Regions from separate parts of the Homo sapiens genome. Here all the other regions are linked to region 2. Evidence: chromatin loops called from intact Hi-C (ENCODE). Cell type or tissue: heart left ventricle. All regions are shown on one strand.

Region 1 (8,000 bases), 140 kb before region 2:
TGGACTGGGGTGGGCTTCATCAGCTTGCCATTGAGAATAGAACTATCTGACATTTACCTATTACAGAACAACAACATTACTTTTTTTGCGGAGTCCCTTTGGTTGGGTTGATGACAACTGGCCATTCAGTTTCCCTGCATTAAGACGTTCATCCCATAAGCAAACAATGCTTTGAGTCTGGCAGCCAGCCCCTAGAAGAGTTCAAAGACTAGTGAATAAGACGTCAGCATTCACAGCGGGTTTCCTTTCACCTCTGCCTTCAGTAGAAACTTCTGGAGGCAGGCAAGGCACGATGGCTCACGCCTGTAATCCCAGCACTTTGGGAGGCTGAGGCAGGCAGATCACGAGGTCAAGAGATCGAGACCATCCTGGCCAACACAGTGAAACCCCATGTCTACTAAAAATACAAAAAAAATTAGCTGGGTGTAATGGTGCGCGCCTGTAGTCCCAGCTACTCGGGAGGCTGAGGCAGGAGAATTCCTTGAACCCGGGAGGCAGAGGTTGCAGTGAGCTAAGATCAAGTCACTCCAGCCTGGTGACAGAGCGAGACTCTGTCTCAAAAAAAAAAAAAAAAGAAAAGATAAAGAAACTTCCGGAGGCATTCTGTACCTGGGGTGGGGTAGTCAGAGAAAATAGATGATGCTTTGTTAAATGTAAGTTTTAGATAAAGAACAAGTACTTTTGAAAATAAATTGTAATTGACCAGTAAAAATGTATATATTTATGGTGTACAACTTGATATTTTGAAATATGTATACATTGTGGAAAGGATAAATTGAGATAACATATACATTACCTCACATACTTTTTTTTGTGGTGAGAACACTGAAAATCTATTCTCTTAGTGATTTTTAAGTATATAATATATTGTTATCAATTATAGTCATTGTTTGTACAATAGATCTCTTGGACTTATTCCTTTTATTGAACTCAAATTTTGTATCCTTTGGCCAACATCTCCCCAAACCCATTCTTTGGTAACCACCATTCAACTCTGTTTTAATGAGTTGGGCTGTTTTAGATTCCACACAGAAGTGAGATCACGTGGTTTTGGTCTTGCTGTGCCTGGCTTATTTTACTTAGCACAATGTCCTCCAGGTTCATTCGTGTTGTCACAAGTGACATAATTTTCCTCTTTTTATTTTAAGGCTGAATAGTATTCCATTGTATATATACATTTTCTTTATCCATACATCCATGATGGACACTTACTTTAATTCCATATCTTGGTTACTGTGAATAATGCTGCAATGAACATGAGACACAGATATCTCTTTGACATACTGACTTCATTTCCTTTGGATATACAATCAGTAGTGGGTAGCTGGATTGCACGTGCCTTCATCCATTTGTCCTGCTACCACAAAATACCTGACACTGGGTAATTGATTAAGAACAGAAATGTATTTTCTCTTTCTTTTCTTTCTTTTTCTTTTTTTTTTTTTTTTGAGATGGAGTCTCGCTCAGTCGCCCAGGCTGGAGTGCAGTGGTGCAATCTCTGCTCACTGCAAGCTCCACGTCCCGGGTTCATGCCATTCTCCTGCCTCAGCCTCCTGAGTAGCTAGGACTACAGGCGCCCGCCACCACGCCCAGCTAATTTTTTTTTTTTTTTTTTTTTTTTTTTTTTAGTGGAGACGGGGTTTCACTGTGTTAGCCAGAATGGTCTCGATCTCCTGACCTCGTGATCCACCTGCCTCAGACTCCCAAGGTGCTGGGATTACAGGCGTGAGCCACCGCTCCTGGCCAGAAATGTATTTTCTCACAGTTGAAGAAGCTCAGAAGTCCAAGATCAAGGCTCCAGCATTTGGTATCTGATGAGGACTGCTCTCTGCTTCCACAATCACGTCTTGTTGCTGTGTCCTTGTGGCAGAAGGAAGATGAGAGTAAAGCCTCCCCCTCAAGCCCTTTTATAATGGCCTGAATCTCATCCATGAAGGTGGGGCCCTCATGACTTAATCACTCCCCAAATGGTCCCACCTCTTGATATCACCACCATGGGGATGAAGTTTCAACATGAATTTTGGAGGGGACATATTCAAACCATAGCAATATGCCAGTTCCATTTTTAATTTTTTGAGACACCTCCATACTCATTTCCATAGTGGCTATACTAATTTACATTCTCACCAACATCATACAAGGAAGAACAAATACTTTGTAAGCATAAGTATGTCCTCCAATGCAATGTTTGGGACATAGTTATCCTTAAAAAAAAAAGTGTTCCTCCTTTATTTTAAATTCAAACTTAATGGAACACCCTGAATTTTGATTAGCCAAATCTGGCATCTCTGAAATTTTAGAAATTTCTACTGATGGATTTTCAGACTTTGTGGGTTTGGAGAACACTTTGTGTCCTCTGGGACATGCACCGCCCCACCAGCCTTTTCCTCTGTGGAATACTCAGTTTCCCAAATGACTGTGCAGCTTCAAATACCACAAGCCTCAAGTTTGTAACAAATGGCCTCAGGCCTGGTTTTATTTGCTGATACCCTGCTGGTGGCAGCGGTAGCCCCTGCAATTTACACCAGGTGGGAAACGGGCTGCAGCATCCAACCTTCCTAATGGAAACAGGCTGTGATCCAATGGAGTGTGAAAGGTGCTGAGCTCCACCCACTCCTCAGCAACCCGGTTCCTTAGGAAGAGCTCTCTGCGGGCAGGACCTGGTTCTGGGAGAAAACTTCCCGGAGTTGCTCAGAAGTTGGCCCTTCTGGATTTTGACATTTCCTCCCACCTTTGTTCTCCTGGGTTTTCTCAGGCCAAGGAGGGCTATGTGAGGAAGGAGTCAGCCCACAGCAGGGAGATCTTTTATAAACGGGAACCCAACAAGGCCAGATTATATGCCCATGGTGCCAAACTGGACTTTTAAATTATTATTATTATTATTATTATTAGAGACAGTGTCTTGTTCTGTCACCCAGGCTGGAGTGCAGTGGTGACATGATGGCTCATTGCAGCCTCAACTTCTTGGGCTCAAGCGATCCTCCCACCTCAGCCTCCTGAGTAGCTGGTACTACAGACTCGTGCCACCACACCTGCATGATTTTTAAATTTTTTGGAGAGATAGGGTCTTGCTATGTTGTCCAGGCTGATCTTGAACTCTTGGGCTCAAGTGATCCTCCTGCCTCAGCCTCCCAAAGCATTGGCATTACAGGTGTAAGCCACTGCGCCTGGCCTGGACAACTATTATTAATGCCCACTTGCCTCTGTTAAGACTTAAACTCAAATACTGGACGAAAGGAAGAAAAGAACTCTCTGTTGACTTCTAACCCTGGGAAATGACTGGCAAGAATGGTAATAAACAGCCCCTTTCCACTCCTCAAGTCCACCAGTCAGTTCCTTTGCTTCATTTACTTAAAGATGTAAAGGAGTTGGGGGGAAAAAAAAAGAGGGGGGGCTTGATCCTCATGGTGAGAACCACACACCCACACCCATCCTACCCTGCGAAGTTCAAACAACTGTGCTATAGGCTGGGACGGCAGGCTCGTTATGCATGTCTCCCTGGGCGGAGGCAGTCTGCCAGACCCCCGAAACACACAATACTTTGGCTCTTGGTCAAAAACACCAACATTCATTGCTGACAATATCCCCACCTACCACCGGTCCCTAGCCACCCCTTCCTGGAAAATGTGATGGAGGAGGGAGAGTCGGCCAACTCCAACACCACCTGGCCCTCAGCAGCAGACCTGGACGCTGGCCCGGAAGCAGCCCTGGCCCGTCCGTGGACAGCTCCTCGGGGGTGTGCATGGAGCAGCATATCCTTCTTCTCACAGCTTCAGCTTCCTGCAAGGCTGCGGAGTCACCTCTGTTGGCTTGGACCTCTCTGACCTCAGATGACATGGGAAACGGAGGCCAGTGGGTGAAATTGGGAGGCTGAGCTGTGATGTGCCACTATCCGGCATAGGGTGGGACACATTGTCCCTGAAAAGGGAGGCTAACTTCCCACCCCACCCAGCCACAGCACAGCCTTTCCAGGGGGAACCAACCCACCCCCTCTCCCCGTCTGGCTCTGAAAATGTGTGCCACATACTGTAGCCCAGTTGCTGTCGGAGGCAATTTGAACTCAACCAAGGAGCTGACACTCAGTTCTTTGTCTACTGCTTTAGGAAGTCTTAACTCCCTTTAGAATAGCTGGGTTTTGGAGGCTTTTTGGGGAGGGGACTGATAGATATAAAAGCATACTTTCAGAGGTTTGCTTACTAAACAATGTCATGCTGAAAACTCACAGTGATCCCAGCAGCCGCTAACTGAAATCATACACTCGAATCAATTTTTGCTAATCCAGAAATCTGGCAGACTTGTCCAGATCCCAAAGGAATAAGAATATAAATGTAATTTGGCTCATTCAACATGGTCCTTAAAAAGACTAAACAAAACAACCACTTATGTAGTAGGAGAACCTAATAATAAGACAGGCCTTCCTTCTTTGGTAGACTCAGTAACTGAATTTTCCTCTTGCACACAACTGTTTGGGACCATTAAGATTACCAAAGTGACAGAGAGAGACTCTATTTCTTCTCAGCTTTTCTGAGAACCTTTTTGGAGGGTCTCTTATGTATTAATATACCTCTGTCAAATTTCTCCTCAGCCTGGGGCCCCCTTCGGTGTTGCTCTCCCCCCGAGGAACACTCCAGGCTTCAGCTTAAATGTTCCTTCCTCAGAGAAACTTTTCCTGACCACCCCCTTCAACCATGGCTTAGCTTCTCCTGTTACGATTTTTTTTTTTAGATGGAGTCTCGCTCTGTCACCTAGGCTGGAGTGTAGTGGTACAAACTCAGCTCACTGCAACCTCTGCCTCCCGGGTTCAAGAGATTCTCCTGCCTCAGCCTCCTGAGTAGCTGGGATTACAGGCACGCACCACCACGCCCGGCTAATTTTTGTATTTTTAGTAGAGACGAGGTTTCACCATGTTGGTCAGGGTGGTCTCAAACTCCTGACCTCATGATCCACCCACCTTGGATTCCTAAAGTGTTGGAATTACAGGCCTGAGCCACCACGCCCAGCCTTCCTTTTTTTTCTTTTCTTTTTTTTTTTTTTTTTTGAGATAGAGTCTCACTATGTCACCCAGACTGGAGAGCAGTGGCACGATCTTGACTCACTGCAGCCTCAGCCTCCTGGGCTCAAGTGATTCTCTCATCTCAGCCTCAGTAGCATGGACTACAGACGCACTCCACCATGCCCAGCTAATTTCTGTATTTTCTGTAGACTCAGGATATCGCCATATTGCCTAGGTTGGTCTCGAATTCCCAAGCTCAGGAGATCCACCTGCCTCGGCCTCCCAAAGTGCTGGGATTACAAACACGAGCCACCACGTCCAGTCCACCTGTTACGATTTCTTGTTGTTCTTGTTACTGTTGGAGCACTTAACTACTAATGACATTTTCATCTTTAATTGTGTGATGATGCATTTAATGTATGCCTCCTTTCTAGACTATAAGCTCCATAAGAGCAATGTTATGGGTCAAGTTATTCCCCCAGCCTCCAAAAAAGATGTTAAAATCCTAACCCCTGGTACCTCAGAACATAACCATAGTTGGAAGTAGGGCCATTGCAAATGTAATTAGTTCAGATGAGGTCATACAGCAGAAGAGTGAGCACCTAGCCCAATATGACCAGTGTCTTTATAAGAAGACAGCCTTGCTGGGCACAGTGGCTCACACCTGTAATCCCAGCACTTTGGGAGGCCGAGGCAGGTGGATCACCTGAGGTCAAGAGTTCGAGACCTGCCTGACCAACATGGTGAAACCCTGTCTCTACTAAAAATACAAAAATTAGCTGGGCGTGGTGGTGTGCACCTGTAATCTTAGCTACTCAGGAGGCTGAGGCAGGAGAATCGCTTGAACCCGGGAGGTGGAGTCTGCAGTGAGCCAAGATCGCGCCACTGCACTCCAGCCTGGGCAACAAGAACGAAACTCCATCTCAGGAAAACAAACAAACAAACAAACAAACAAAAAAACCGACAGACTTGTGAAGATGCAGACATGTAGGGAGAATGCCATGTCATGACAAAGACAGAGACTGGAGTTACATAGTTGCAAGACAAGAAAAAGCAACAAAAGTTAGGAAGAGGCAGGAAAGATTCTCCTATGGCTTTCAGTGGGAGCATGGCACTGCCAACACCTTAGTCTTGTATTTCTACTCTCCAGAACTGTGAGACAATACATTTCTGTTGTTTTAAGCCACCCAGTTTATGGTACTTTGTTATAGCAGCTCTAGGAAATTAGAAAAAGCAAGGATGGTGTCTATTTTGTTCACTGCTGTACCCTCAGCATCTAACCCAGTGCCTAGCATGCAGTAGGTGCTCAATAAATATTTGTGAATGAATGAACAACAGCCTTGAGGATTCACCTTTGGAAAAACAAATCATTTCACCTTGGTTGCTGACTGTTCCTATGAGCCATTCACATGGTCTTGGTTTTTTTTGTTTTGTTTTGTTTTGTTTTTTTGAGACGGAGTCTTGCTCTTTCGCCCAGGCTGGAGTGCAGTGGCACGACCTCGGCTCACTGCAACCTCTGCCTCCCAGGTTCAAGCGATTCTCCTGCCTCAGCCTCCTGAGTAGCTGGGATTACAGGTGCACACCACCATACCTGGCTAATTTTTCTGTTTTTAGTAGAGACAGGGTTTCACCATGTTGGTCAGGCTGGTCTTGAACTCCTTACCTCGTGATCTGCCCACCTCAGCCTCCCACAGTGCTGGGATTACAGGCATGAGCCACCGCACCCAGCCTGTCTTGTTTTGTATTTGTTGGGGCCAAGGGAAGTTCCCCTTCACCCTCAGAAGTTTCACTGAAAATTCAGCTCACAAAAAAGGCAGATTAATAAGAGGAAAGACTTTACAAATTTATTACTACGGAGTACACAGGGAGAATCACAGAGTGTTTGCCCAATATCCCAAAAGGTACAGATGCTTATATGTCCTACTTCTTAGGGGAAAGGGAGATGGGGAACTGTGGTTGACTTTGGGGTATGGTTAATGCTTTTTGGGGGGAATTCAATGGGCTTGAAAAATGTGCAAAGGTCTGGGGCAAAGTCTATTGGACTCATAGAGCAGATAATGGTTTATAACGAAAGTCTGTCCAGGTTTGTTGACAGACTTCCTGTGATATGGGTTGTTAATGAAAACTCAGGGAAGGGACTGGAGGTAATTGTTTTCTTCTTTGGTAGGTCCGGACTTTAGGCAGATAAGGGAACTTCAGCCTGTGCTTTGGAGAGGTAGGGGATTGAGAGACAGGAAGCGGGGAGGAAAAACAATTGTTCTCCTTGGTGGGTCTGTCCAGTCTTTATGTAGATAGGGGGAAAGTCTCTTCTGGCATCTGTGATCTTTGAGAGCCTTTAACTCAAAAATACTCATTGGCCAAGTGCAGTGGCTCACACCTGTAATCCCAGCACTCTGGGAGGCTAAGGTGGCAGGAATGCTCGAGCCCAGGAGTTCAAAACCAGTCTGGACAACATAGGGAGGCCTCATTTCTACAAAAAATTAAAAAGTTAGGCCAGGCATGGTGGCTCATGTCTATAATCCCAGCACTTTGGGAGGCCAAGGCGGGCAGATCACCTGAGGTCAGAAGTTCAAGGCCAGCCTGGCCAACATGGTGAAACCCCATCTCTACCAAAATTGGCCAGGCATGGTGGTGGACGCCTGTAATCCCAGCTATTCAGGAGGCTGAGGCAGGAGAATCGCTTGAACCTGGGAGGCGGAGGTTGCAGCGAGCCGAGATTGCGCCATTACACTCCAGCCTGGACTACAAGAGTGAGACTCCGTCTCAAAAAAAAAAAAAAAAAATAGCTGGGTGGTAGAGGCTGCAGTGAGCTGTGATCAAGCCACCATACTACAGCTTAGGTGACAGAGCAAGACCCTGTCTCAACAAAAAAAATACTCGTTATCCCACGGAGCCATATGTTGTGGTAAGGTTCCCTGCACTCCTTTACATTCCTCAGTGATATCATAACATCAGCAACAAGCAAAAAAACCAGCAGAACTTCCCTTGCTTTCCTTCCCCTGACACC
Region 2 (8,000 bases):
GTCCATGGACCAAATATGTGAAGAGGAAACTGCCCTGGGGATGTCATTGTGTGTTTGTGTGTGTGTGTGTGTGTGTGTGTGTGTGTGTGTGTGTATCAGTTTTATGTATGTGAATATATTTTAGGTTGAATATATGAGATTGCTGGTATTTAACTAGTTTTGATCTCTAAAAAGAATAATTTCTTACAGTTCAACTTAATAGTTGTGATATTATGAAACAATTTGAAATATATCACAATGTGATATTTATAATGAAATATGATTGTAGCTTATTTTTGTACGTTATTTATCAAAGCCTAGCAAGTTAAAATTCATCAGGCAGCCTTGGACCACTAGTAACCATATTTACCTAAAATAACTTGTGCTTTTCCATTGACCTTAATCACAGGAAATACAAAATAAAAACTTTTCTGTGTCCAGTATTATGAAACAGTCTTTAATTTTCATTGTGGATTTATTAATAGCTTTATTACATCTAATGAATCATTTTTCTGATCCAAATGACTACTGTTTAGGAGAATCTGCTTAGTATTTTTTCCCTGTTGAATTCACAATGTTAATTACTTTGGGGAGGAACAAAAATTCTGAGTTTTCTTGGGCGATAAGAACCTCAGTGTTGTTTCAGAAGGCAGAGTTGGGCTGCAGTACTGAAGGTTAAAACAGAGCTAAAACACAAGACAAAATGAAACCAGAGCTGCAGTGACAAAGTGGGACAGATGTAGGAGGCCAGGTTTCCTGTGGCCCATTTTCCAGTTTCCTGCCTGCAACCTGCAGAAGAAGAGGAAGCTGAATGTTACCAAGTATGAGAACTGCGGGACGTGCTTCAAGCTAGAATTAAGAGAATGCAAACAACACAGGCAACAAAAACAATTGCAAAGAAAGTGAATGTTCAGGTTTTAGTCCAAAAATGTCTGGGAAGGAACAGCCCATCTGTTTAAAGAAAAAGCATTGTCAGCAGAGCTTGTCCTTCCATGTGAGACTCTGAGGGGGCCTAGGGACTGCCTCAGGTTGTAGGAACCTCTGTTTTTTATAGCCCCACTCATCTTTCAAGACATGGTCTGCTGTTTTAATACAGAAGGTTACCTGAAAAGATTTTCCCTGCAATTCCCAGGACTTCTAAATCTGTTTCCTGGGGATGTTGTTATAGGGGGGAGGTGGATGTGGTTAACCAAGCAGCTCTAATGAACGGCAGCCTCAATTTGGGAAGGCCGGGTGACCAGTTGGCTGCTTTGATCTAGGAGGCTTATATTCCTTTAACCACCCAATAAAATTTTTGTCTGATGTTTTCAAAGAAGAGATTAAATGAAGATGTGTGTGTGTTGAAGACTGCATAGTGCACACTCTGTGTGGCTACCGGTGAGCCACGTGGCGGGATACAGGACTCAAAGAAGATCACACTGGAGAAGGGAGTGAGTTCATCTTTCTCGCGGGGGAGGGGGAAGCAAAATAAAATTATTTTTTCTAGGCTCTTTAGCTCATTTTGGAAGAGTCTGTGAAGTCAGATCTTACAATACCCATCTTAGAGAAATCGAGAGCCAAAGAAATTGTGATTCATTACACACCTTTTAATTGAGTACCTATTGTTTGTCAGGGGCTGTGTTGGAAGTGCTGGGTAATGCAAGTGAAATGATGGCTAAAAATAAATAGCTGTTTATGTGTTGTGGAAGGCTTCATATAAGGCATATACGAAGGGGGCATAGAAACCTTGTTGAAGGTTTAAAACATATATAAGCCTTTGGCGCAGTGCCATGCTTTTTCCACACACCATCTCATTTAAATTGCCTTGCTGCTTTGTGCTACAGAGAAATAGGGTGTGCTTCTGGGACAATCAGTTATTTCTTTACCCTGCAGATTGACCACCTCTTCTTCTCTAAGCCCAGAAAGAACAAACTCTATCCCAGGAATCTTAAAAAGTTTTGGACTGTTAGGGATCAAGAGGTACCCACACGAGGCAGCCTTGGATGGAAATAGGCCCTTTTCTGTCTTACTGTGGGCCCGCTCTGAAAATGTAGGATAACATAGGGCTGGGTTGTATGGTGGTTATTAGGGTGGGGTGCGGTGAATTCTGTGGGAAAAAGTCGAATGGTTGTAAGACATTTTCTCAGCCAGTGTTAACGAAGCCATCATTTACTACTCACCCATATAAAAGTCACTGACAAACCAATTGAGTTACTTCTAATTTAGCCAGAGACAGCATAGTTCCAGAAGGAAAGAGGGGTGTTCCTACACACAGTAAATTGCATATGTTGTTATTTCAGTGGTTGTCAGTGATTTCCTCTGAAAAATCTCTCTTTTTTTTTGTTTTGTTTTTGAGACAGGTTCATGCTCTGTTGCCCAGGCTGGGGTGCAGTGATGTGATCACAGCTCACTGCAGCCTCAAACTCCTGGGCTTAAGTGATCCTCCTGCCTCAGCTCCCCAAGTAGCTGGGACTACAGGTATGTGTCACCACATCCAGCTAACTTTTGTGTTTTTTGTGGGGATGGGGGTCTCGTGTTGCCCAGGCTGGTCTTGAACTCCTAGGCACAAACTGTCCTCCCTCCTCGGTCTCCCAAAGTGCTGGGATTACAGACATGTAATCCGTTCATTAAAAACCCAGTAATCCTTGCATTGTGCTAGATATTACATTGTGCTAGATATAACATGTACAGGCATGTAATCCCAGCAACCTTTCTCTTTCCCAAGATGGAAGAGTTATTTAAAAAACATTGCAGACTGGGCCAGACACGGTGGCTCACGCTTATAATCCCAGCACTTTGGGAGGCCGAGGTGGGTGGATCACCTGAGGTCAGGAGTTTGAGACCACCCTGGCGAACATGCTGAAACCCTGTCTCTACTAAAAATACAAAAATGAGCCGGAGGCAGTGGTGTGCGCCTGTAGTCCCAGCTACTCGGGAGGCTGAGGCACGAGAATCACTTGAACCTGGGAGGCGGAGCTTGCAGTGAACCGAGATCACACCACTGTGCTCCAGCCTGGGCGACAGAGCAAGACTCTGTCTCAAAAAACAAAACAAAACAAACAAACAAAAAAAAAAACAGCAAAAACCATTGCAGACTGTAAAGAGTAAGTAAATAGGTGAGCAATACCTACTTTTGTTTACCTTTTTTAAAATGAACAATTTGTAGATATTCACAGAATGCAAATACTTGTTAATAAATGAAAAGCTTGGGAGACATGAAGTTGGCCTCATGCCTTTTTTATACACAGTGATAATGATCAAAATAATTTAAATGTCCTTTGAAAATAAATTTAATAGTCTTCCAACTCACAGAAATAATAAAAAACTTCAGAACTTGTATAAGTTTTTTTTTCAAATATTATCCTTATTTACTTAATACCTTACACTTACTCTGTGCTGAGTTATTGCAGATCCCTAATAATATAAAATGTTGTCTTCCAGTTCTTTGACTGAGGTACAGGGTTCATTTTCTATAATGAAATGGCTACTACCCTTTGTCTTAGACAATGATAGTATCATGACATGGAAATGCATAGCAGATACTGGCAGAGGAGTTGAACTCAGCAGAATTTTCAGTAAGAAGTGTTCAAATCCATCTTCATTTCTCTAACCATGCAAAATTTAACAAACGAAAAAAGACATGGGTACCTCATGAGCACCTATTTTGTTTATTCCTTACCCAGAAGTTTTTCTCCTTTTCTTGGGCTCTCATTGCCTTTTTTTTTTTTTTAAGTTGCCTCGTTTCTTATTTCCCACCACATAGAAGCTTAAGAAAATCAAAGCTAATTCTGCCCCCTCAACTCCCACCTCAGTAAAAATGAAACAAGGAACATGCAAAGGGAAGTGCTAGGTTGCCATCAGTAGAAAGAAGAACAAATAAGTGGGCATTTCGACTTCTAAGAATGGAGGCAAAAACCTCATACTTTGCATAAGGGGTCTGTGCGGCCCTTGCTCACATTAAGACGTCGGGCGCCACCTTGTGGCCGACAGGAAGGAGGTCAGCTTCCAAGAAGAGGCCAGTAGCTTTTCGGTGACAGAGGCAGGAGGCAGCTGGGACACCTGAAGCTGGGATCGTGTCATGTGACCTGACAGCTCTCACGTAGGCGGAGGCGGGCACAGCGTAATGAGAATGATCAATATTTCTGTCAATAGCATCTTTCTTTTTGAGGCTCCGTCGGATTAAAGAATGAATCAAAGTTAAATAAAAACATGGGAAAGACTAAAGAGGGACATAAAACCTTTTTTTTTTTTTTTTTTTTTAAAGAGAGATGGTCTCGCTCTGTCACCCAGGCTGGAGTGCAGTGGTGCAATCACAGCTCACTGCAGCCTCTACTTCCCAGGCTTAGGCGATCCTCTCACCCCAGCCTCTTGAGTAGCTGGGTGGACAGGCGCGGACCACCAGACACAGCTAATTTTTGTATTTTTTGTAGAGATGGGGTCTTACTCTTGCCCAGGCTGGTCTCGAATTCCTGGGCTCAAGCGATCCACCCACCTCGGCCTCCCAAAGTGCCAGGATTACAGGCGTGAGCTATCACGCCTAGCCTCAAAACTGTTTTCATAACTGCATTCTTTAAGTGCAAAAAGCTGAAAACAGAATAAGGGCAGAAAATAATCACTCAGAGTCTGCAAAAATGTCCCTCCCCTCTGTGCCAGAGGTCAAGCGTTTTACTCTCGGCCTCTCTACTCTGTGTCTTTTGCCCTGACCAGCCCGTGAATGCCCTCCTGTAGGGCCCCATCTGCAGCGGCTATGAGCGGTGTTGTCATCATTGTCCCTTGGCTTGTCATTTAGAACATCTTTCTTTCTTCGCTATCTGACCCAACAGCTCTCATGTACTTGACTCTCCTTCCTGCTCCAGAGAAACCACATAGATGGGAGCCGAATGTACCCCAGGGAAGGAGAGAGCCCCAGGGACCCTCTTTGCTGAGGTCACACAGCTTGGAGGCCTCAGGGTCAGCATTTAAACCAGTGTTTGTTAAGCTGGAGTCGGAGAATCAGTGCCCTAGCATCTGAGTTTTCTGCAAGCATTTACGATTTTTTGTGCTTTCATATTTGATGATAGACTACAAAACAGAAGCATACTCCAAGTCACCTTATAAACCACAGTCGCCATGTGGCTGAAGAGTCTCCCTGGATTTCAGTGCCTGTGTGGGGCTCATTGCCTAATGGACAAAGAGCCCAGGTGGGTGCTGTAGCTACACAATGCCTTCTAGCCTGGTGAAGGCCATGTGACTCCACAGCAAGCTCTGTGAGGAGGATTCCCTGTAGCTTAAAAGGTAATTGTAGTTAACATTTAAATAGCACTTACTTTGCCCCAGGTGTAGTTTAAGTGCATTATTAGTAACTTCTGTAACTCTTACAACAACCCTGTATGATATGATACTTTTATCATATCAGTCCCATTTTACCTATGAGGATACTGAGGCACAGAAAGGTTAAGTAACTTCCCCAAAGTCCCACAACCAGACAGGACGAGTCTTTGCTGTTGAACCCAGAGAGTCAGGTGCCAGAATCTGCGCTTACCTTCCAAATAGACAAAAGTGCTTCACTAGCACCTGCTTTGAGTTATAGAAAATAGCTAAACAGCTGGATGCGATGGCTCATGCCTGTAATCCCAGCACTTTGAGAGGCTGAGGCAGGAGAGTTGCTTCAGGCCAGGAGTTGGAGACTCCTGAGCAACATACAGAGATGGTCTCCACAAAAAATTAAGAAATGAGCAGGGCGTGGTGGCACATACCTGTAGCCCAAGCTACTTGGGAGCTAGAGATGGGAGGATTGTTTGACCCCAGGAGGCTGAGGCTGCAGTGAGCCAAGATCGTGCCACTGCACTCCAGCCTGGCTGACAGAGTGAGACCTAGTCGAAAAGAAAAGAATTATGCTTCAGTGAAAAACTGCATTCTTGACTCTAGAGAAGACTCCCTCCGGATGATGTGATTCTGATTTTTTGGAAGGTATTTTACAACGTTGTTGACTATAGGTAACTGATCATGAAATAATTCTCGTCTATAGACAGCCAAATTCTGTCTTACAGAGTGCCATTGACTCCCACCCCTAGTTTTGCCTCCATTTAAGCATTTATTTCAATGTTCTTCTTCTATAAATGCCTCTATTATTCAGATGCTTTTTTGAACTCATTATAACGTCTGCCTGGTTCCCTACTGAATTATGAGTGAAATAAAATCTCGAACGTGTTCATTTTGATATCTGTATGAGAGCCATGATTTAACCCTCTTTTGAAAATTATTTTTTAACAAACCAATTCCTCAGCTGGGCACAGTGGCTCACACCTGTAATCCCAGCACTTTGGGAGGCCGAGGCGGGCAGATCACCTGAGGTCAGGAGATCGAGACCATCTTGGCCAACATGGTGAAACCCTGTCTCCACTAAAAATACAAAAAAATTAGCTGGGCGTGGTGGTGCGCACCTGTGGTCCCAGCTACTTGGAAGGCTGAGGCAGGAGAATCGCTTGAACCCGGGAGGCAGAGGTTGCAGTGAGCCGAGATCGCACCACTGCACTCCAGCCTGAGGGACAAAGAGAGACGCCGTCTCAAAAAAAAAAAAAAAAAAAATCATTTGTCAACACTGAGAACGAAAATCACTTTTCCTCCTCCTCCTTTAAAGGAGGTATGCATATGATTCACGTTTGACAAGCTGCTCTAAATCATCTAACTTCACTCTACCATGGCAGATCACAGCTCTGCATTACAAAGGGAAAGGAGTTGGGGCAAGTAACAGGTGGTTTTGCCCTCTGGAGTAGGAGTGGGTGGACCTCAGCCCCCTGTGACCATGGTCCTGGTCAGTGCTGGTAGAAATGGTGAGAGACCAGCCAGAGACGGGAAGGCCCTGCAGGCTGCAAGGTTGAGGTGAGGTCAGAGGAATCCAGAAAGTATCAGATGTGAAGGGGGCACCTCTTCCTGTAAGAGCAGCAATGCCTTTAAAAGCAGACTGATGGGCCTCAGTATGAAAGCACAGAGTTCGATTCTGCAAAAAGAATGGCATTAAAATACCTGATAAAATTTTGTACATTCAAAATAAGGTCTGATAAGGACGGGAATAATAGACTGGGGACTCCAAAAGTGGGGAGAGAGGGAGGGAGTGAGGGCTGCCAGATTACCTGTTGGGTGCAGTGTTCGCTATTTGGGTGGTGGGTATGCTAGAAGCCCAATCCCCGCCATTATGCAGTATACCCATGTAACAAACATGCATGTATACCCCCTGAATCTTAAAAAAGTGGGGGTCTAGGCAGGGGAAAGATAAGCATTTTTTTTTTTTTTTTTTGAGACAGAGTCTCGCTCTGTCACCTAGGCTGGAGTGTAGTGGCGCGATCTTGCCTCACTGCAAGCTCCACCTCCTGGGTTCACGCCATTCTCCTGCCTTAGCCTCCCGAGTAGCTGGGACCACAGGCGCCCGCCACCACGCCTGGCTAATTTTTTGTATTTTTAGTAGAGACAGGGTTTCACTGTGTTAGCCGGGATGGTCTCGATCTCCTGACCTTGTGATCCGCCCGCCTCGGCCTCGCAAAGTGCTGGGATTACAGGCGTGAGCCACCGCGCCCGGCCAAGATAAGCATTTTCTCATTAGATAAAGGGAATTTTAAAAAAAAGATTTCTAGCATGCCTTTTATGTGTTCTACATTTTTGAAGCTCAGAGTGGTGGGAAATCAGCTAAGTAAAGTTAGGCAGATGAAACATTTTAACTTAGAGCAGGCCTCCATGTGCATAATAATCTATCAAACATAAATCTCAAGTACCACCACTTTTTCAATTGTTGATTTAATAAAAGCCACAGTGTACTGTCTGAATTACTCACATTCCTTAAAGTGGCATCCAGATAAATGGGCTTTATTGTACCTGCCTGTTAAGACATTGGACTTCATTAAGGATTCTAGGTATCAAGGAATTAATTTAGAAAAAAAAATCGTTTAAATTTTTTTTCCGGTGAGAGAGATACTCATATAGATGAGTTTACGAAAATCTGTAGTGTTAGCGGTTATTGGAAGGGCGTACCTCCCAGCATGATGGTACAAAGTCTGTGTTTTCCAACA
Region 3 (8,000 bases), 150 kb before region 2:
CCTCAGCCTCCAGAATAGCTGGGATTACATGTGTAAGCCACTGCACTCGGCTAATTCTTTAGTGTTTTGTAGAGATGAGGGTCTTGCTCTGTTTTGGTCTTGAATTCCTAGGGTCTCCCTATGTTGCCCAGGTTGGTCTCAAATCCCTGGGCTCAAGTGATCCTACCACTTCAGCCTCCCAAAGTGCTGGGATTACAGGTGTAAACCACTGTACTGGCCAACTTCCTGTGTTTTAAAAATCCTCCCAGTTGGGGCCAGTGCCCTAACCTAATGGATGCACAATGAGCCAGTTGAATGTGGCCTCTTTTAGTCAAAAGGAAAGATTCTTTTTTTTTTTCCAAGTATTTCTTTATTTATATTACTAGGCTTAAGTTACATGAAGAAAGACAACTAAGCAGTTCTGCCCATTTCAGAAAAAGTTTCCAATCATCACCAATTATGTGACAACAAATAACTAGGAATGGTGACAGCTTTGGGTCAAGACCAACAAGGAAGAATGGGCTCTGGTGCTACAGTTCATTTCCAACAAGAATATGGCACACCAGCCAGCACAGCCATGCTAACACTGGGCCTTCAGTGCCAAGCACAGATTCAGATCTATTCTCTGAAGTTAGCAAATCAAGTGAAATAACTGGAATTTTTTTTAAGTTTAAAATGAAGCCCAAGTAAGTTTAAAACCATACTCTTGTCATATTTTCCTTTCAAAATTCACATAAAACACACTTTTCATGCCAATAGCCCAGATATTTTTTCTTACATAACCCACTATGTAGCTGCAGACAGACTCTTCTACCTCAAGATGTAAACACAGGGGAAAAAATTAATGGCCATCTGTCTAATATTCTCTCTATACACTGCTGTTGGATGGAAAATACAAAATTTTGTTTTAAAGGTTCCATCTTAGATTCTCGCAACCTGCAGGTCATACATCTGACTCTGATGCTAAGGTGACAGTGAATGTCACCTGATGTTTGTTTTCAGTAAGGGGGATCTGGGAAGGATGAATTTATCTCTTTTTCTTCAAGAATTATCAGATGATACATGCTCCTCAGAGCCTTCACTCTCTTGAACTTCAGCACTTTCCAGGATCACACAGCCTTCCTTATAACATGGCTATCTCCAGTGGCAAATTCATAAATCCACCCCGGTTTGCTATTGCAACTTTTGCAGCTCACATCTTGAACCCTGTGGCTGCCAGTGAGCATGACCAGATCTTAAAGTTCACTGCACAGCAGGTTAACGACCTTGTTAAAAGGCCAGGGCGCCTGTGAACTGAGTGGAGATGAGTTCTGGGCGGTTGGTCAGGATCATGTCAGTTTGCACAGGAACACAGACAGGTACCACCGATATGATCAAGGAAAATTCTGCCCATTTTTATAGCTGAAGTTCTAAAATCTCTGAGTGGCGATGAGATCCATGGCTGCCAGATCTCCTCGCCTGGGATGAAGGCCCCAGGATTCTTGACAGTTAATTAAAACCAGAATTCATACTGAAGCAGGAAATTTTCCCTGACCCCTCACAGGAGGGGGAGTGCAGGTGAGTGGGTGCAGGAATTGGGGCGAGTGCTTTGGGGCGCTGGCAGGAGCAAAACTCCATGAGGCCCTGCAGCACGGTCTAGTGGGGTACCCATGACTCCTGAAGCCCCAGAAAGAGTGTTACAGTGCTCTTTTAGCGTTGCCATCTGTGGACAGCTTAAGTGTTAATAACTCAGTGGAAAGTCAGTGTGACAGCCTTTTGCACTCGCACCCAAGTTCTCGTTCGACATCTAGGAGGAATGAGGTCACACAACAAATTGGAGGTGGTATATGTGGGGGATTTTATTGCCAGTGAAAGTGGCTCTCTGCAGAAAGGGGAGCTGAAAAAGGGACAGAGCAGGAAGGTAATCTTCCCCTGAAGTCCAGCCGTCCCTGCTGGACTCCTCTCGAAAGCTACAACGTCAAGCCGTCCGGTGTCCTTATAAGAAAACAGCCTTGCTGGTTGCGGTGGCTCACGCCTGTAATCCCAGCACTTTGGGAGGCAGAGCAAGAGAGAGCTAAGGTGGAGGTGCTGCACACTTTTAAGTCAAGCTGCTTCTCCTCTCTGCCGGCTGAGTTCTGGGGTTACTATAGACACAAGATGGGGGCAGGGCAGGCTGTGGGTGGTTTTGGAAAAGGCAACATTCCAGCAGGAAAACAGGGATGTAAGTTTTCACTTTGGGCCGCGGTATTACGCTTTTCACCTTGAGGCCGGGGCCGTCGCTGGGGACCCACCCTCTTCTGCCCAGAATTTTTCTGCATCCTGTCCCTGTCAATACGGAATAAAATGGTACACTGCCATTTCGCGTTATTCATTTTTTTAAAAATACATATCCTTTAAGCTGGTTATTTACCTCTTTTTAAAAGGAAACTGTAAGGTCTTCCAGGGCAGGGAGTATGTCTGTAAAGCCTTCTAGAGCTGGGCTCCTTGCTTCCTGATCTCACTCTCTCACTGTCTGTAGGCTCTTGGGCAGGTTATTTAATTTCTTAGTGTCTCAATTTCCTCCTCTATAAAACAGAGATAATAGTATTTAGCCCAGAGGGTTGTGGTGAAGTGTGAATCATTTCTCCATGTAAAACACATAGGACAGGCTGGGCATGGTGGCTCACGCCTGTAATCCCAGCACTTTAGGAGGCCTAGGCGGGTGGATCACCTGAGGTCAGGAGTTCAAGACCAGCCTGGGCAACATGGAGAAACCCCATCTCTACTGAAAATACAAAAATTAGCTGTGCGTGATGGCGCACACCTGTAATCCCAGTTACTCGGGAGACTGAGGCAGGAGAATCACTTGAACCCGGGAGCGGAGGTTGCGGTGAGCCGAGATCGTGCCATTGCACTTAAGCCTGGGTTACAAGAGCGAAACTCTGTCTCAAAACAAAACACACATAGGACAGAGCTCAGCACAGAGTAGACATTAAGGATTATATCCTTTGCTTGGCACAATACCTTGCACAGGGCAGGCACGCAACAGATGTCTCTGGAATGAAGGAATGAATGAGTGAATGACTGGGTTAAGCATGTTGCCACCAGGTGGCAGAAGAGCCTCACTATCAAGGCAGAACCCAAACACGAGACTCATGAGAACTCCCTCCTGAAGTCCAGATACACATTGAAAAAAAATAAAAAAAGCACTGAACCCCATTTAGGCCTTGAAGTGAAGTTCCTCTTCTCTCTTGCCCTTCCTTTCTCTCCCATCTCTGCTCACTCTCTGCTGTAATGAACCATTTCTTTCTTTCCCACTTAATACATATTAGTCAGTTTGGGCTGCCACAGCAAAATACTACAGACTCAGTAGTTTAAACAACAGATATTTAATGCATCACAGTTCTGGAGGTTGGAAGTCCATGATCAAAGTGCCATACGGGCTGGTTTCTGGTGAGGCTTCTCTTCCTGGCTTGTAGCTGTCCACCTTCCCACTGTTATTCTCACAGGGCCTCTTCTCTGTGCCACACAGAGAGAGGAAGGAGAGGGAGTGGGAGATGGAGAGATGTCAGATTCACACAATGAAGCCCTAACCGCCATTTTGACTGTATTTGCAAATAGGGTTTTTTTGGTTTGTTTTTTGAGACGGAGTCTTGCTCTGTCGCCCAGGCTGGAGTGCAGTCGTGCAATCTCGGCTCACTGCAACCTCCGCCTCCTGGGTTCACGCCATTGTCCTGTCTCAGCCTCCCAAGTAGCTGGGACTGCAGGCACCCGCCACCACACTCAGCAAATTATTTTGTAATTTAGTAGAGATGGGTTTTCACCATGTTGGTCAGGCTGGTCTCAAACTCCTGACCTCGTGATCCGCCCGCCTTGGCCTCCCAAAGTGCTGGGATTGCAGGTGTGAGCCACTGCACCGACCTGCAGATAGGGTTTTTAGGGAGGGAGAGAGAGAGGGAGATCTGGAGCGTCTTCTTATAAGGACACCAGTCCTATGGGATTAGGCCCCACCCAAGTTACCTCATTTAATCTTAATTACCTCCCTAAAGACCCTGTCTCCAAGTACAGTCAAACCAGGGGTTAGGGCTTCATTGTGTGAATCTGGAGGGGACACTCTTCAGTTTATAACACGTACCTTTCATTTTTTAATTCCTAATTCTCACACTTCCTACCAATGTGGTTTTTCATTCTTACTCTCTTGTTATTCCCACTCTTCCCCCGACCCCCATCCGCCATCCCTCAATCTTTATATGGCTTTTCTAGGGCTAGTTGTATTTATTGTAAACTGAAAACTCCAGGGGGCACCATTCATGCCATAGTCAGCATAGGTTTGCATATGTATTATGACAATGTTGAGGCTGATGGCAGCAACATGTCTTGAGGAAGGGGAGTCTTTTTCTCATTCACACAAAGGTGCTGGCCCCTTCGTTTTCCTCTGTTGTTTTCCTGTCCTCCTCCCCATCATTCTCTTTCTTCAGCCTTTCTCTCTCTTTCCTTACTCTCCTCTTCAGGCTGAACCTGCTCCATGTCCGTAAAGAGATGATTTAATTCATCGCACCACACATTCATCCAGTAATTTTGGTGGGCCAGGCCCTTTGTGGGTGCCAGATGGTTCACCCTATTCTTGCACCTTTAAAGGAATCGGTCCATTTACACCCTAGAGGTCAATACCCAATGGAATGTGCCTCCAACATCCTTGGATCATTCATGGTCTTCATTTACCTTGGAGCAGACATTAAGACTCAAGCATTGGCCGGGTGCGGTGGCTCACGTCTGTAATACCAGCACTTTGGGAGGCCGATGTGGGTGGATCACAAGGTCAGGAGTTCAAGACCAGCCTGGCCAACATGGTGAAACCCCATCTCTACTAAAAATACAAAAATTAGCTGGGCATGGTGGCACGTGCCTGTAATCCCAGCTACTCGAGAGGCTGAGGCAGGAGAATTGCTTGAACTGGGACCTGGGAGGCGGAGGTAGCAGTGAGCTAGATCGCGCCATTGCACTCCAGCCTGGGCTACAGAATGAGACTCTGTCTCAAACACAAAAACAAACAAACAAAAAACAACAAAAAGACAAGACTCAAGCATGGAGGAGAAGAGAAGAGAATATAATCCAATAACATAAACTAATGTTTATTGAACACTTGTGTGCTGCACACAGTTCTCATCTCTCTCTATGCATGACATTTAATCATCAAAACTGCCTTCTCATTTTGTAGATGAGAAAACTAAGCTGCAGAGAACGTGGCAGAGACTCCTCCTGGTTTCCTAACTTCCATTTTCTTTTCCTTTATTTAAATAACAGGAGCTCATGAGTTTTGGCTGGGCACATGGCTGCCCAAGGAGAGCCGACATTTCCCAGCCTCCCTTGCAGTTTGATGTGGCCATATAACTGCATTCTAGACACCTGAGGTGTGAGTGGAAATGATGTCTGCAATTTCAGAGTTCCATCCTTAAAGGGAAGCTGCTTGCCTCTATGTCCTCTTTTCCTTGTCCCCAGGCTGGGACAGGGTTAGGGGAGTAGTGAGGCAGCTTTGACAGGAGGGTGAGGACAGGAAGCTGGGGAAGAGCAGAGCAACCACTGGAAGGAAGCTTCACACTCACTCCCCACCCACTCACTACTCACCCAGAGCAACTTCCCATCCTGCAAACTCCAATCACGGGAAGTATCCTATAGAGGGGTATCCTTTTTAAAGAAAAAAAACCTTTGATACCATATTTTTACTGTACTTTTTCTACGTTTGTATATGTTTAGATATACAAATACCATTGTGTTGCAATTACCTACAGTATTCAGTACAGTAACGTGCTGTTCAGGTTTGCAGCCTAGAGCAATAGGCTACACCATATAGCCTAGGTGTATAGTAGGCTATACCATCTAGGTTTGTGTAAGTACTGAACACTCCATGATGTTTGCACAACGGTCAAATTGACAAGTGACACATATCTTGGAACATATCCCTGTTGTTAAGTGACACTTGACTGTATTTCTATTTGGGGGAACAGAGCATTGGGAAAGAAAACAGAAGGACCCATTGCCTTGAAGGAAGGATGGTAGACGGAATAATGTCCACCCTGGCCTCCCAAAGACGTCCAAGTCCTAATTCCTGGAAATATGAGTATGTTACTTTACTTGGCAAACGGGACTTTGCAGATGTGCTTCAAGTCAGGAAGTTGAGATGGGGAGATTGTCCTGGATGATTTGGGTGGACCCCATCAAATCTCAGGGGGCTCTCTAAGGGAAAGATGAAGGTGGGAGCGTGAGAGCCAGATAAGACACTGTGATGATGGAAGCAGAGGAGAGAGAGAAGATGCTACACTGTGGGCCTTAAAGAGAGAAGAAGGGGCCCTGATCCGAAGAATGCAGCTTCTAGAAGCTGGAAAAGGCAAGGAAATGGAATCTGCCCTAGAACCTCACTAGGAATGAATCGCAGCTGACACCTTGCTTTTAGCTAAGTTAAACCCATTTTGGACTTCTGACCTCCAGACCTATAAAATACTACACTTGTGTTTTTTTAAGCCATCAAATGTGTAGTAATTTGTTAGAGAAGCAATAGGAAATAATAGAGAGTGTGATAGGGTCCCTATGGGGAACGAGTGGCGCACATATAGGACATAACTGACCAAAGTTTAATGAGACACTGTGTTTTACAGAGGCTTGGCCAGGGTTAAAGGCGAACAAACAGGATGAGAAATCACCAAGGCATTAGCAGCAGCAACGAGCCAGCACCTCCCTGAGGCTTGAAGGGCAACGGGAAAGGAAAGGTGTTACTAGAGACCAGTGAGAGGAGTCATGGCAGAGGCCACCCAACAGAAGTAGTGGCCACAAAGGTGGGACTGTGGGTTGAACAGATCCCCAGAGGTGTCTGTTATGCACAGTAAGCTCCAACAGTGAAAAATCATTTATAAAGGGCCGAGGACAGTGGCTTGCACCTGCAATCCCAGCACTTTGGGAGGTCATGGTGGGCAGATTGCTTAAGCCCAGGAGTTCCAGACCAGCCTGGGCAACATGGCAAAACACCATCTCTACTAAAAATTTAAAAACTTAGTTAGGTGTGGTGGCTGGCACCTGTAGTCGCAGCTACTTGGGAGGGTGAGGTAGGCGGATCACTTGAACCTGGGAGGTTGAAGCTGCAGTGAGCTGTAATCATGCCACTGCACTCCAGCCTGGATGACAGAGCAAGACCCTGTCTCAAAAAAAAGAAAAAATTATCAAGGACTTTTGCCTCTAATAAAATATTCACAGTGGTTTCCTTACTTAATTTCTGAGGTCAAACCAGAAAATATTAGCAGCTGACTTAATTCAAGAAGGAGGAGCTTGAGTATACGTACTTGTTGGTGTGTCTTCAACTCTTGTTCTAGATTTTACTTTGTTTTAAATATGTAAAAATGCTTTTAGTGATTACAACTTATGCTTCTTATTTCAACAGATATTTTAAAGGGAAAAATATATAATTGGATCACAGGATATAAAAAGAAATGCAGTTATCTATATGTGCAAAAGCCTAGCTAATTGATAAAAGCTATAAGTTGAGTCCTGCCACTCACCTTGGGGCAATGATTTTTTATTTATTTATTTTATTTTATTATTATTATTTTTTTAGACAGAGTTGCCCAGGCTGGAGTGCAGTGGTGCGATCTGGGCTCACTGCAACCTCCACCTCCCGGGTTCAAGCAATTCTCTGCCTCAGCCTCCCAAGTAGCTGGGATTACAGGGTGCACCACCACACCCAGCTAATTTTTGTATTTATAGTAGACATGGAGTTTCACCATCTTGGCCAGGATGGTTCCGAACTCCTGACCTCGTGATCCACCACTCGGCCTCCCAAAATGCTGGGATTACAAGCATAAGCCACTGCACCACGCCCGGCCAATGACCCATTTTTTTCAGGCAAAGTAGCAATGGGAAAATATAAAGTTTCTCTAGTTTTAATATAGAAGTGGTTAACCTAATCACACAAGCCATACACAGGGTCATTTGGGAGAATGTGCAAGGAGGATTGCGTATTTTTATCTTTTCATAGTTTTCTTCTTGATAAATAAGCTTCTATTTTCAAGCCAAAT

What was found. Peaks named below come from ENCODE experiments on the same cell type or tissue, not always from the same donor. Only the 100,000 strongest peaks of a DNase experiment are listed, where the experiment ranks them.
Region 1: a loop joins it to region 2, with 4 times the contacts of the local background. A loop is called at or near these places in 106 of 110 quality-filtered maps.
Region 3: a loop joins it to region 2, with 11 times the contacts of the local background. A loop is called at or near these places in 106 of 110 quality-filtered maps.

What each region holds. Positions count from the first base shown.
Region 1 is chr12:96,074,717-96,082,716 of GRCh38, forward strand. No RefSeq gene overlaps it. Among named protein-coding and RNA genes, the nearest start is that of TRD-GTC2-8, 43 kb to the left of the region's middle. In heart left ventricle, no CTCF peak of the experiment used is centred here; a DNase peak (open chromatin) is centred at 3,715; H3K27ac peaks cover 2,236 bases; H3K27me3 peaks cover 400 bases.
Region 2 is chr12:96,211,433-96,219,432 of GRCh38, forward strand. All of the region lies in intron 1 of ELK3 (ETS transcription factor ELK3), which reads left to right. Among named protein-coding and RNA genes, the nearest start is that of ELK3, 21 kb to the left of the region's middle. In heart left ventricle, a CTCF peak has its summit at 3,938 (motif pointing left); a DNase peak (open chromatin) is centred at 3,949; H3K4me3 peaks cover 732 bases; H3K27ac peaks cover 3,725 bases.
Region 3 is chr12:96,059,004-96,067,003 of GRCh38, forward strand. It overlaps the pseudogene YPEL5P3. Among named protein-coding and RNA genes, the nearest start is that of TRD-GTC2-8, 27 kb to the left of the region's middle. In heart left ventricle, a CTCF peak has its summit at 3,043 (motif pointing right); a DNase peak (open chromatin) is centred at 3,018.